Regions from separate parts of the Homo sapiens genome. Here region 1 is linked to region 2. A link is a contact called in ENCODE Hi-C or POLR2A ChIA-PET data. All regions are on one chromosome and are shown on one strand. The core of a region is the stretch at or near the end of the contact, and the rest is flanking DNA. Distances in the headings are between cores, read along the strand shown. Region 1 overlaps PRKCI (protein kinase C iota). Region 2 holds the start of GPR160 (G protein-coupled receptor 160).

The links. Hi-C counts contacts between places; a loop is a spot of excess contacts on that map. ChIA-PET counts read pairs that join two places held with the same protein, here RNA polymerase II (POLR2A). Pooled maps may share reads with other maps.
Region 1: a loop to region 2 is called in a pooled map, with 5 times the contacts of the local background. The contact joins the enhancer-like site here to the promoter of GPR160 in region 2. A Hi-C loop is called at or near these places in 5 of 50 pooled maps. POLR2A ChIA-PET finds 5 or more read pairs at or near these places in 2 of 52 experiments (CD4-positive, alpha-beta T cell and activated T-cell).

What each region holds. Positions count from the first base shown.
Region 1 is chr3:170,274,633-170,280,039 of GRCh38, forward strand. PRKCI (protein kinase C iota) reads left to right here. Exons shown (of 18, transcript NM_002740.6): 8 at 597-655. Among named protein-coding and RNA genes, the nearest start is that of PRKCI, 55 kb to the left of the region's middle. Within about 2 kb of position 3,384, at least 4 of the 41 ENCODE cell types and tissues checked have a DNase peak (open chromatin) inside an H3K27ac peak, as active enhancers do.
Region 2 is chr3:170,035,845-170,041,311 of GRCh38, forward strand. It overlaps GPR160 (G protein-coupled receptor 160), which reads left to right and starts at 2,151. Exons shown (of 4, transcript NM_014373.3): 1 at 2,151-2,371; 2 at 3,071-3,199. RefSeq lists silencers at 2,126-2,605, 2,916-2,965, 3,126-3,175 and an enhancer at 3,031-3,530.

The sequences.
Region 1 (5,407 bases), core at 2,134-4,633, 240 kb after region 2:
AGAAAGGGAAAACAAGGGAGTTTTTCTGGAAAGACAAAATGCAATCTCGTAGTCATAGAATGATCAACTCTATGAAATGCAGGCTCTTTTTTTTTTGCCCCAAGTAGCTTTAAGAAGTAGAAGTTCCATCCTTGTCTGTTCTTTACTTGACCATTGTGGTAGTTAGGAAAATTCTGAGTACAATGGAGTGAGAAGTGAAAACCAGAGGTCCTGTATCTCTATGTCTTAGTCATACTAAAAAATTTAAACATATCTTATAGAGTCATTTGTTTAGAAGGAAGTGTTTGATTAATTTGTAAAGAAGAGAAATGTTTTAAAAATAACGAAAGTACTTGTTAAAAGCAGTACTTGGCTACCAGGTTGTGATGCTTGCTCTCTTTACCCTCACTAAAGATTAGGATTTAACTATTGTATTTACATACAATTTGTTATTAGTAGGACAGATAGTCAGTTTTAAATAATGAAAATTTATTCAGAAGTAAAAACTAAAATAAAAATCAGGAGACAATTTTTATTTCAAACTCATTAATGGTTGCTGTTTTTTTCTCCTGCACCTTTTTTTTTTTTTTTTTTAATGTTTGGTATTGGGTTTTTAGTAATTCCATATAATCCTTCAAGTCATGAGAGTTTGGATCAAGTTGGTGAAGAAAAAGAGGTAAGATAATTTGTCTTATTGTACATTATATCATTAGCTTTTTAATAAGGCTCAGGAGTTTAAAAGTATGACATATTGACCTGCTTAGACTTTAGATCATAATGGTGAAATGCAAAAATGATTTGTAATGATTCCAGAGTTTTATTCTGATTTAATTTAGTAATTAAATTACTAATTTAAACTAGGAAATAATTTAGTGGGATAACTTATTTTCATTTTAAAATAGCTTAATCTGAAAATTACAATGTATTTAAGGATACTGTTTAAAATACTTGGTAGTATTGTTTAAAATATATAGTAGACCCTTCCGTTTTGTGCCTGAATTGCTTATTTAGACAATAAATGATTAAACATATTAACTGTCATTGTTTTTTTGACTATTAAGTATTTTATCAGTTTTTAAAACAAAACAAATAATTAAAATGATTTGATTAAAATAATAATCAGTTTTTTGAAAAAAGCTTATAGTGAAAAAGATAATCATGTCTCCCACCTTCCACTCCCAGTTTGGCTTCTTGGCAACCTTTTAAACCATTTCTAGTTATGTCCATAATATTTATATTTCTGTTTTTCAATTTTTTATTTTTGTGTATTTCTGGACATGAAAGATTTAGTTCACACTGCCTCCTCTCTTTCCCGTATCATTCTTTTTTTTTTTTTTTTTGAGTTGGGGTCTTGCTGTGTTGCCCAGGCTGGAGTGCAGTGGTGTGATTATGGCTCACTGCAACCTTAAACTCCTGGGCTCAAGTTATCTTCCCACCTTAGCCTCCCGAGTAGCTAGGACTATAGCCCTGTGCCACCACACCCAGCTAATTTTTTCATTTTCTATTTTGTAGAGACAGAGTCTCACTATGTTGCCCAAGCTAGTCCCGAACTCCTGGCCTCAAGCAGTTCTCCCAAATCAGCCTCTCTAAGTGTTAGGATTACAGGCATGAGCCACCATGCCCAGCCAAAACTTTGAAACATAAATAAAAGTAAACAATAATATAACAAAGCCCTTGTATCTATTGTTAGTTAAAACAGCTATCAATTCATGTCTAGCCTTATTTTGTCTACTCACTTCCCTCACTCCTGTATTATTTTGAAGAAACCTGTTAGTCACCTATTTGATGTTATGTTTTAGTTTCTTGTTCTGTTTGTCTGAAAAAGTCTTTTTTTCTTTTTAACTTTTTTTTTTCTTTTTATTTTTTTTGTGAGACAGGATTATTGCACAGGCACCCGTGCAGTGGTGCAATGATGGCTCACTACAGCCTCAACTTCTTGAGTTCAAGCCACCTCAGCCTCTCAGGTAGCTGGGACTACAGGCATGTGTCACCACTGGACCCTCATCACAATATACAAAAATTTACTCAAGGTGGAATAAAGATTTAAATGTAATACCTCAAACTATAAAAATCCTAGAAGAAAACCTAGGAAATATCCTCTCGACATTGGCCCCGGCAAAGAATTTTTGGCTAAGTCTCCGAAAACAATTGCAACAAAGCCAAAAATTGACAAGTGGGACCTAATTAAACTACAGAGCTTCCACGCAGCAAAAGAATCCACCAATAAACAGACAACCTAAAGAATGGGAGAAAATAGTCACAAACTATACATCCAACAAAGATCTCATATCCAGAATTTATAAGGAACTTAACAGCAAAAAACAACCCCATTAAAAAATGAGCAAAGGGCTGGGCATGGTGGCTTACACCAGTAATCCCAGCACTTTGGGAGGCAGAGTCAGGCAGATCACTTGAGGCCAGGAGTTTGAGATCAGCCTGGCTGACATAGTGAAACCCCATGTCTACTAAAAATACAAAAAAAAAAAAAAAATTAGGGCGTGGTGGCACACACCTATAATACTAGCTACTTAAGAGGTTGAGGCACGAAAATCATTGGAACTGGGGAGGCGGAGATTACAATGAGCCAAGATCATGCCACTGCACTCCAGCCTGGGCGACAGAGCAAGACACTGTTTAAAAAAAGAAAAAAAAAAGGGCAAAGGACATGAACAGACATATCTCAAAATAAGACCTATAAGCAGCCAACACACATGAAAAACCACTCATCGTCACTAATTATCAGAGAAATAGAAATCAAAACCACAGTGAGATACCATCTCACACCAGTCAGAATAGCTGTTACTAAAAAATCAACTTGGGCGTGATGGCTCACACATGTAATCCCAGCACTTTGAGAGGCTAAGGCGGAAGGATTGAGCCTGAGAGTTCAAGAGCAGCCTAGGCAACATAGTCTCTACTAAAAATACAAAAAATTAGCCAGGCTCGGTGGCAGGCGCCTGTAGTCCCAGCTGCTCGGGAGGCTGAGGCAGGAGAATGGTGTGAACCCAGGAGGCGGAGCTTGCAGTGAGCAGAGACTGTACCAGTGCACTCCAGCCTGGGCGAAAGAGCGAGACTCCGTCTCAAAAAAAAAAAAAAAAGAAAATTACAAATAACACTTTTACTGTTTCTCTAGAAGATGCAGTGACCTTGGCACACCTTAAATTCATTCCTTTTCCATTCCTGCCTTTGGGTGTTATTATTATCAGAGTTTAAAATTCTGTGTGTGTGTATATTTGTTTTTTTAAACAGTTACTCCTTATGTAGATTTACCCACATTTTACCCTTTTTGTTTTTCTTTCCTTCCTACGTCTGTTCCTCCATCTGAGATCATGCATTTTCTCCTTCAAGAACTCAATTTAGTTTTTCCTTTAGTGAGCACCTAGTAGTGATGGATCCACTCAGTTTTTCTTTGTCTGAAAATGTTTTTCTTTCACTTTCACTTTGTGAGCTACTTTTGCAGGATAGAGAATTCTAGGTCAGCTGTTTTCTTCTTTTTTAGGCCCTTTGAAGATGACATTTCACTGTTAAGTGGCGTCTATCATTTCATTCAGCCTTATTATTGTGTCGGTGAAGTTAACTCTATCTTTTTTGCTCCACTTGATTCTCTCTTATAGTTTCCAGTTAGCCATATTTCAAGTCTATGTGTTGACTTACTTTCTTACACTTCTCTTCTTTCTTAACCTTCTCAAACCTGGTTTCTTTTCACTCTGCTGTATTTACCCTTGTGTGTTAGTCTGTTTTGTGTTGTTACAAAGGAATACCTGAAGGTTGGGTGTGGCAGCTCACACCTATAATCCTAGGACTTTAGACCGGGAGGATCATTTGAGGCCAGTAGTTCAGGACCAGCCTTGGCAACATAGCAAGACCCTCCATGTCTACAAAAAATAAATAAAAATTAGCCGGGTTTGGAGGCACATGCCTGTAGCCCCAGCTACTTGGGAGACTGAGGCAGGAGGATCACTTGAGCCCAGGAGTTCATGGCTGCAGTGAGCTATGTTCGTGCCACTGCACTGCAGCCTGGGTGACAGAACAAGACCTTTTCTTAAATAAATAAATAAATGAAGGAAGGAATAAAGGAATACCTAAGGCTGGGTAATTTATACAAGATTTATTTGGTGCACGGTTCTGCAGGCTGATCAGTAAGTATTGCACTAGCATCTGCTTCTCAGGAAGCTTTCAGTCTTGGCAGAAGGCAAAGGGGAAGCAGGTGTGCCACATGGCAAGAGAGGGAGCAAGGGAGTCAGGGGAGGTGCCACACTCTGAACTCACTCATTACACAGGAACACACCAAGCCATTCATGAGGAATCTGTCCCTGTGACCCAAACACCTCCCACTAGGGATCACATTTCAGCATGAGATTTGAGATTTGGAGGGGTCAGATATACAAACTATCACCTTGTTACCAAATCAAATTATTATTATTATTACTATTATTGACAGGGTCTCACTTTGTGATGCAGGCTGGAGCGCACTGGCACAATCACAGCTCACTGCAACCTTGACCTGCCTGGCTCAGGTGATCCTCCCACCTCAGCCTCCCAGGTAGCTGGGACTACAGTGCACACCACCAACATCCGGCTAATTTTTGTATATTTTGGTAGAGATGAGGTTTCTTGGCACATTGCCCAGGCTGGTCTTGAACTCCTGGGCTCAATCAGTCCACCTGCTTCAGCCTCCCTAAGTGCTGAAAATACAGGCATGAGCCACTGTGCGCAGCCTAAATTATTATTTCTAAGTTTTTAAGTTGTCATTCTCACTCAGTTTTTCTAATACCCTTCTTTCAGTTTTGTGCTTGCGGGTTTCTTTATCTTTCTCAAAATTTACTATTTGCTTTTCTTGGTATTCTTCACTTCAGAGATTTCATACTTTATTCTCATGGGTCCATTGTGTGCTGATGATTTTGCAGGCATCTAATAAAAGACTGTCTTCAGGCTTCTCTGTAAATTGCTAGAAGCTTACATTTGTAGTTGTGAATGAATTTTAAGGCTTACTTTGTCGTCCCAAAGGGGTCTTGGTATTCTGTGGAAAAGAATGTCTTCCATTCGCTGAACTACTTCATGCTTGTTTTCTGTCTATAGCATCCAAAAACGCCTCTGAATGTGTGCTCTCACTAGCTTACATTCTATGTATCAAGCTTCCAGCAGACTCTTTCATCTTGATGTCTCATTATAACTTCTGAATTTATCATGAAAAACCCAATCGTTCTCTCCAGTAACTTTGTCAATCTTATCCTAGCCACACACTTGACGTTCCCTGTCAGTGGTACCCCCAATCTCTTGGTCACCAAGGTTAATGTGTTTTTTTAATTCCTGCATCTCTATTGCCTCTGTACCCAAAAGTTATCGTATCCTTTTTAAGACATCCTTCGATGTTTTTGTGATTTCAACTCCCTCCCCATTCTTATTACCATCCCTCTTATCTCAAAAT
Region 2 (5,467 bases), core at 901-3,400:
CTCCTCTGTGATTCAGTTGGCCTCTGCACTTCTCCAGGAAGTTCTCTCTGCCACTCCAGGCCAGGTGAAGCTGCTCCTCAGTCTCCCTAGCAACCCACACTTAATTCTATCAGGGTTCTTCTTGCACCCTTGGGCAATTACTGAGTTCCTTGCAAGGCTAGTCCAGACTCTCAGTGTATAAACCACCCTTGAGGTAACTAATTCCATCTTAGAAAAACCCTCCATTTTATATTTCATGGGCACTTTGCTAACAAGGATAAGATGTTTTGCTTGACGAACAAATTTTAAAAAAGAACACAAACAAGCACACTCATCCACTATAAGTTCTCACCAGAGGACCCTCTGACTGTAAAAGAGCGAAGCCTTCAGCTTGGCTGTCTTCACTAACACCGTCTTGCAGTCACTCATGATAAGAACTCAGAATTTGCCACCGAAAGCTCTGCCACATCAAAGACTCTTCCTTGCAAGACCACCAGGCCCAGACCAGGACTCCCTTTGTCTTCTTCCCTCCCTTTGGACTGGTTCATTAACCCTTTCTCCTCTTCTTCGTCTTGATGTTAAATATTACTTTGTTGTGGAATGTTTAATCTACAACATTCGTATAGTGATTAAGTATACTAGTATGTATGGTTTGCAATATTTACTGACTTATGGAGTGGCTTGAACCTATGTGCTCTGACTACAGAGTGAATGGGAAGGACTAAGGAGAATTGCCTCCTTGGGAACTCCATGTAGCTCCTGGATTTTGTGATTGAAATAGCATTTAAAAAAAAAAAAAGACTGACATTGTGGAGAGATACAAACGTGTATGGACATGGTCATCTTTAATCTCTAACTGCTATGACACTCAGAGAGGTTGAGAGGCTCAGGACACTCCCCTTGTTCAAGGCTCTGCGTGAAGAGGAGAAGGAAGAAATTGTGCAATATTTTATTTTATTTTATTTGTTTCAGATGAAGTCTGTCTCTGTTGCCCAGGCTGGAGTGTAATGGCGTGATCTTGGTTCACTGCAACCTCTGCCTCCTGGGTTCAAGTCATTCTCCTGCCTCAGCCTCCCAAGTAGCTGGGACTACAGGCATGTGCCATTACGCCCAACTAATTTTTGTATTTTTAGTAGAGGCAGGGTTTCACCATGTTGGCCAGGCTGGTCTTGAACTCGTGACCTCAAGTGATCCACCCGCCTCGGCCTCCCAAAGTGCTGGGATTACAGGCTTGAGCCACTGCGCTGGCCTAATTGTTCGATATTTTAAATGTTTAAATGACCGGCAAGTCGTAGGTGCTCAACAAATATTTGTTGAATGACAACAAATTAGCACTGTTGACACAAAAAAGGCAATGCAATATATGGGCTATTTAATATTTGCAGATTTTTATTTAAAAATCTGAATTCACAGTACACTGCAGGCGGTTGCTTAGAAGCATACAAGTTTCAAGAAGTTCTGTCACCCTGTGTATACTCTTTTTTTTTTTTTTTTTTTTTTTTTTTTTTTTTTTTGATACGGAGTCTTGCTGTTGCTGCCCAGGCTGGAGTGCAGTGGTGCGGTCTTAGCTCACTGCAACCTCCGCCTCCTGGGTTCAAGCGATTCTCGTGCCTCAGCTTCCCAAATAGCTGGGATTACAGGTGCGTGCCACCAAGCCCGGCTAATTTTTGTATTTTTAGTAGACATGGGGACCAACGTGGACCATGTTGGCCAGGCTGGTCTCAAACTCCTGACCTCAAGTGATCCGCCCACCTTGACCTCCCAAAGTGCTAGGATTACAGGCATGAGCCACCGCCTGGCCACCCTGTGTAAACTCTTATCTGGAGACAACTGCCAAGTTTACATTTGCAGAGGTAAGGGAAGGAGAGGCCCTGACCCAGTGGCCCCCGCTCGCCCGCCTGCTGGGGAGATGGGGAGCTCCTAGGACAGGGGCCGGGTCCTCAAGATGTGGCATGAGGAAGGGGGTCTCACTGAGCCCCCAAGCGGCTCCCGCACTGCGCACCCCTGGCTGCGTCCCTCTGCCAGCCTCAACTCAGCCCTCTCCTAGCCGGCGGGGGGTGACAGTCTCTGTGATATCTTTCCGTCCCGCCGGCAGGCGGCGCCCTCCGGCCCTTGTTTCGTTGGGCCCGGACGGGACGTGCGCGCTCAAAGGTTGCCCGTCTCTGACGCCCGCATTTCCTGGTCTGGAGCCGGCTGAGCCACAGCAGGGTCGCCGCGGGGTCCCGGGGCCGTGCTCCCCTGCCCCTCCCGGGAGCGCGCGGGGCGGGGCGGGGCGGGGCGGGACCAGGCGGGCGAGCTGGGCCCTCGCCCCTCCCTCGGGCGGTCACCTGGGCACGGGCGCTGCAGGTGTCGGGGCCTCAACCTTGCGGAGCCGACAGCCATCGATCCTCGGGTGAGTGCGGGCGCAGGTGGAGGGCGCCCGGCGCTCTCGCCACCGGCGTCCCAGCCTCGGGGCGGCGAACGGTCCCCGCGCCGCTCCCAGCCTCCCTGGCCGGGCGTTCAGCGCGCCTGGGAGGGGAAGGAATTTCCTTTGCAGGAACTCAGGGGCTGGGGGTTCTCTGCTACTTAAGAGATCCAGGAGTGGAGCCCGGACGCCCGAGCCTTCCTGCTTCGGGATGGGGATTACCGCGGAGCCTTAGCAACTGGGGTCTGTCGTGGGTTTGAGGGCAGGGGGTCTGGGGAATGGGCGTGTCCCGCACCCAGAGACTCGCCACCCTCTCTCCAGGGGAGATGCTTTTTAAACATGACAAACCCAGCAAGGTTATAGAAATGGGTGTATGCAACTCTTCGCTCTTTCCTGGCGCCCAGAGGTGAATAGTCTCACACACACGCGCGCGCGCGCGCGTGCGTGCATTCATTGGGGCCGACTTTGCCTCCCCTCCCCTGGCCTCGAGCGTTGGGGACGGCGCCCCCGCCCGCGCCCGCCACTGGGATTAAGCCCCAGGGCCTTGCCCGGCTATTTGTTTTCCGAGGCCGTTGCGTCCGGGTAGGTTCCTGGATGACCATCCTGGCTGGCTCAAAATTCCCTCTAGATTACCTGCGACCACCCCCAGGAACCCGGAGACTGAAACTCCTTTTCTCACCTGCGCAGGTGGCCTCGAGGTGGTGGCAGGGCCGCCCCCTGCAGTCCGGAGACGAACGCACGGACCGGGCCTCCGGAGGCAGGTTCGGCTGGAAGGAACCGCTCTCGCTTCGTCCTACACTTGCGCAAATGTCTCCGGTAAGGGGAAGTGTCGCTTAAATCCCAGAGATAACCCCCACCGAGAAGCATCACAAAAGACATGAACGAGTGTTTAGCTCTCAGGATTGTTATTGCTTCGAGTGAAATGGTTTCTTGTGTGCTTTTGTGCATTTATATATAAATATAAACATATATGTATACATTTGACAAGCTCTAAGACCGGCACTTGTGATATCTCCAGAATAGAGTTATTATAGTTATTTGGAAATTGTCAGTGAGGATCAGCTTGGTTGCTATGCGAATTGCAGGGAGGAGGACCTGTGTGCAGTTTCAAAACGATTTAAGAGAAATTCGGTGGCAATACAAGGTGTGGACGTTGGTTGGATCCTGATTTGATGAATGTTTTTTAAAATGGAGATGATGCCCGAGTGCGGTGGCTCACACCTGTAATCCCAGCACTTTGGGAGGCCGAGGTGGGTGGATCACCTGAGGTCAGGGGTTCGAGACCAGCCTGGCCAACATGGTGAAACCCTTCTCTACTAAAAATACAAAAATTAGCTGGGTGTGGTGACACGCGCCTGTAATCCCGGCTACTCGGGAAGGCTGAGGTAGGAGAATCGCTTGAACCCGGGAGGCGGAGGTTGCAGTAAGCCGAGATGGCGCCACTGCACTCCAGCCTGGGAGGCAGAGCGAGACTCCGTCTCAAAATAAATAAATAAATAAGGAGACGATGAAGGACATTTCTACTGATTATTTGATGGTATCAAGGAAATTATAATAGTTCTGTTTAGTTACTTTTGGTAACGGTATCCTGATTAAGGTTTTTAAAATCCCTGTAGAGACACAGACTGAAGTTGAAATACAGCTTTGGGATTTGCTTCAGAATTATTCAGTTTTAGATGCTAGCAGAGAAGGGAGGGGAACAAGATGAGAGGAGATTGTTCATGGATTGTTAATAGTTGAAGCTGGGAAGAACACATGGACACAGGCAGGGGAACTTCAGGCACGGGGGCCTGTCGGAGGGTGGGGGGAAAGGGGAGGGAGAGCACTAGGACAAATACCTAATGCATGCAGGGCTTAAAACCTAGATGACGGGTTGATAGGTGCAGCAAAACACCATGGCACATGTATACCTATTAACAAACCTGCACATTCAGCACCTGTATCCCAGAACTTAAAGTAAAACAAAAATAAAAATAGTTGAAGCTGGATGATGGTTATGGAAGTCCTTATGCTATTGTTTCAGTATTTGTGTGTGTTTGGCATTTTCCTTTAAACAGAACACCACCACTTGTGGAGCTTTTTTGCATAAGGTAGGTTTGGCACTGCAGCCGAGTCTAGATGCAAGGTCTTCCGCAGACGCTCGTTCTTTGTAAATTGGGTGTCAAGGCTGCTTCTCCAGACTCGGTCATAAAAAGTTTTTTTCTCCCTACTGGAGGTGCCGATTTATTTTGCTCAGAAGGCAGAGGGTGTTTGCTGAGTGTGACAAAGCTGAGCGGATCAAGTTGATGCAGGTGGAGGCTAGGTCAGCTTTTTTTACACAAAGGGCATTAGCAAGCCTGGGGGTTGATTGCCTCCGGTCGGGCGGATTGTATAAAACGTGTTAGCAGTTTTTCCTAATTGCCCAAATCCCTTCCAAGTTGTGTTCATCAAAAAACAGAGTTTGCAGTAGTGAACACACGTGTCGGTATGCACTTAGGATTTATGTACACTTCTGAAAGCATTGCATGCCTCAGTAAAAAGTGTATATGATGAAAACAAAGCACAAGATGAGTAGAGGGCTGCTTATTGCTTGAGAGAGAGCTTAGCTGTGTTGTGTTGCCTATTTCATCTTTATCTTGTTTGCTTCAGCGATCATGACATGTAAATATTTAGCAAAGCACTGACTCCTAAAAGTTCTGCATGGTGGTAACACATTTTTTTTAAGAATCATGCTTGAAAGAGGGTAAGGAAGGAGTAATAGCTATATCTTCATCAGGCTTGCTCCAGATTTCTTTTCTCCAGATTTAGCCTATAATTCCTACTCATTCTGTCATGCTTGGTCAGTACTTTGGAATAGTGATTCTGAGAGGGAGCTGTTGAAGTTAGTAGAGGGAGGAAGGGGAGGTATATTTCCAAAAGGTAAATCCACATTTTTTAGTCGCTTCAGTATAACTGAATGTAATGCCTTTTGATTTAAAGATAAAACAAGTCAAAGAGATGAGATCTGGGACAGTTAAAAGTTGAAGTGTTCGGTGAATCTCCCCGGCGTAGACCTTGCTCGTGTAGATTCACTAGTCTAAAGGATGTAAAGATTTTTTTTTTTTT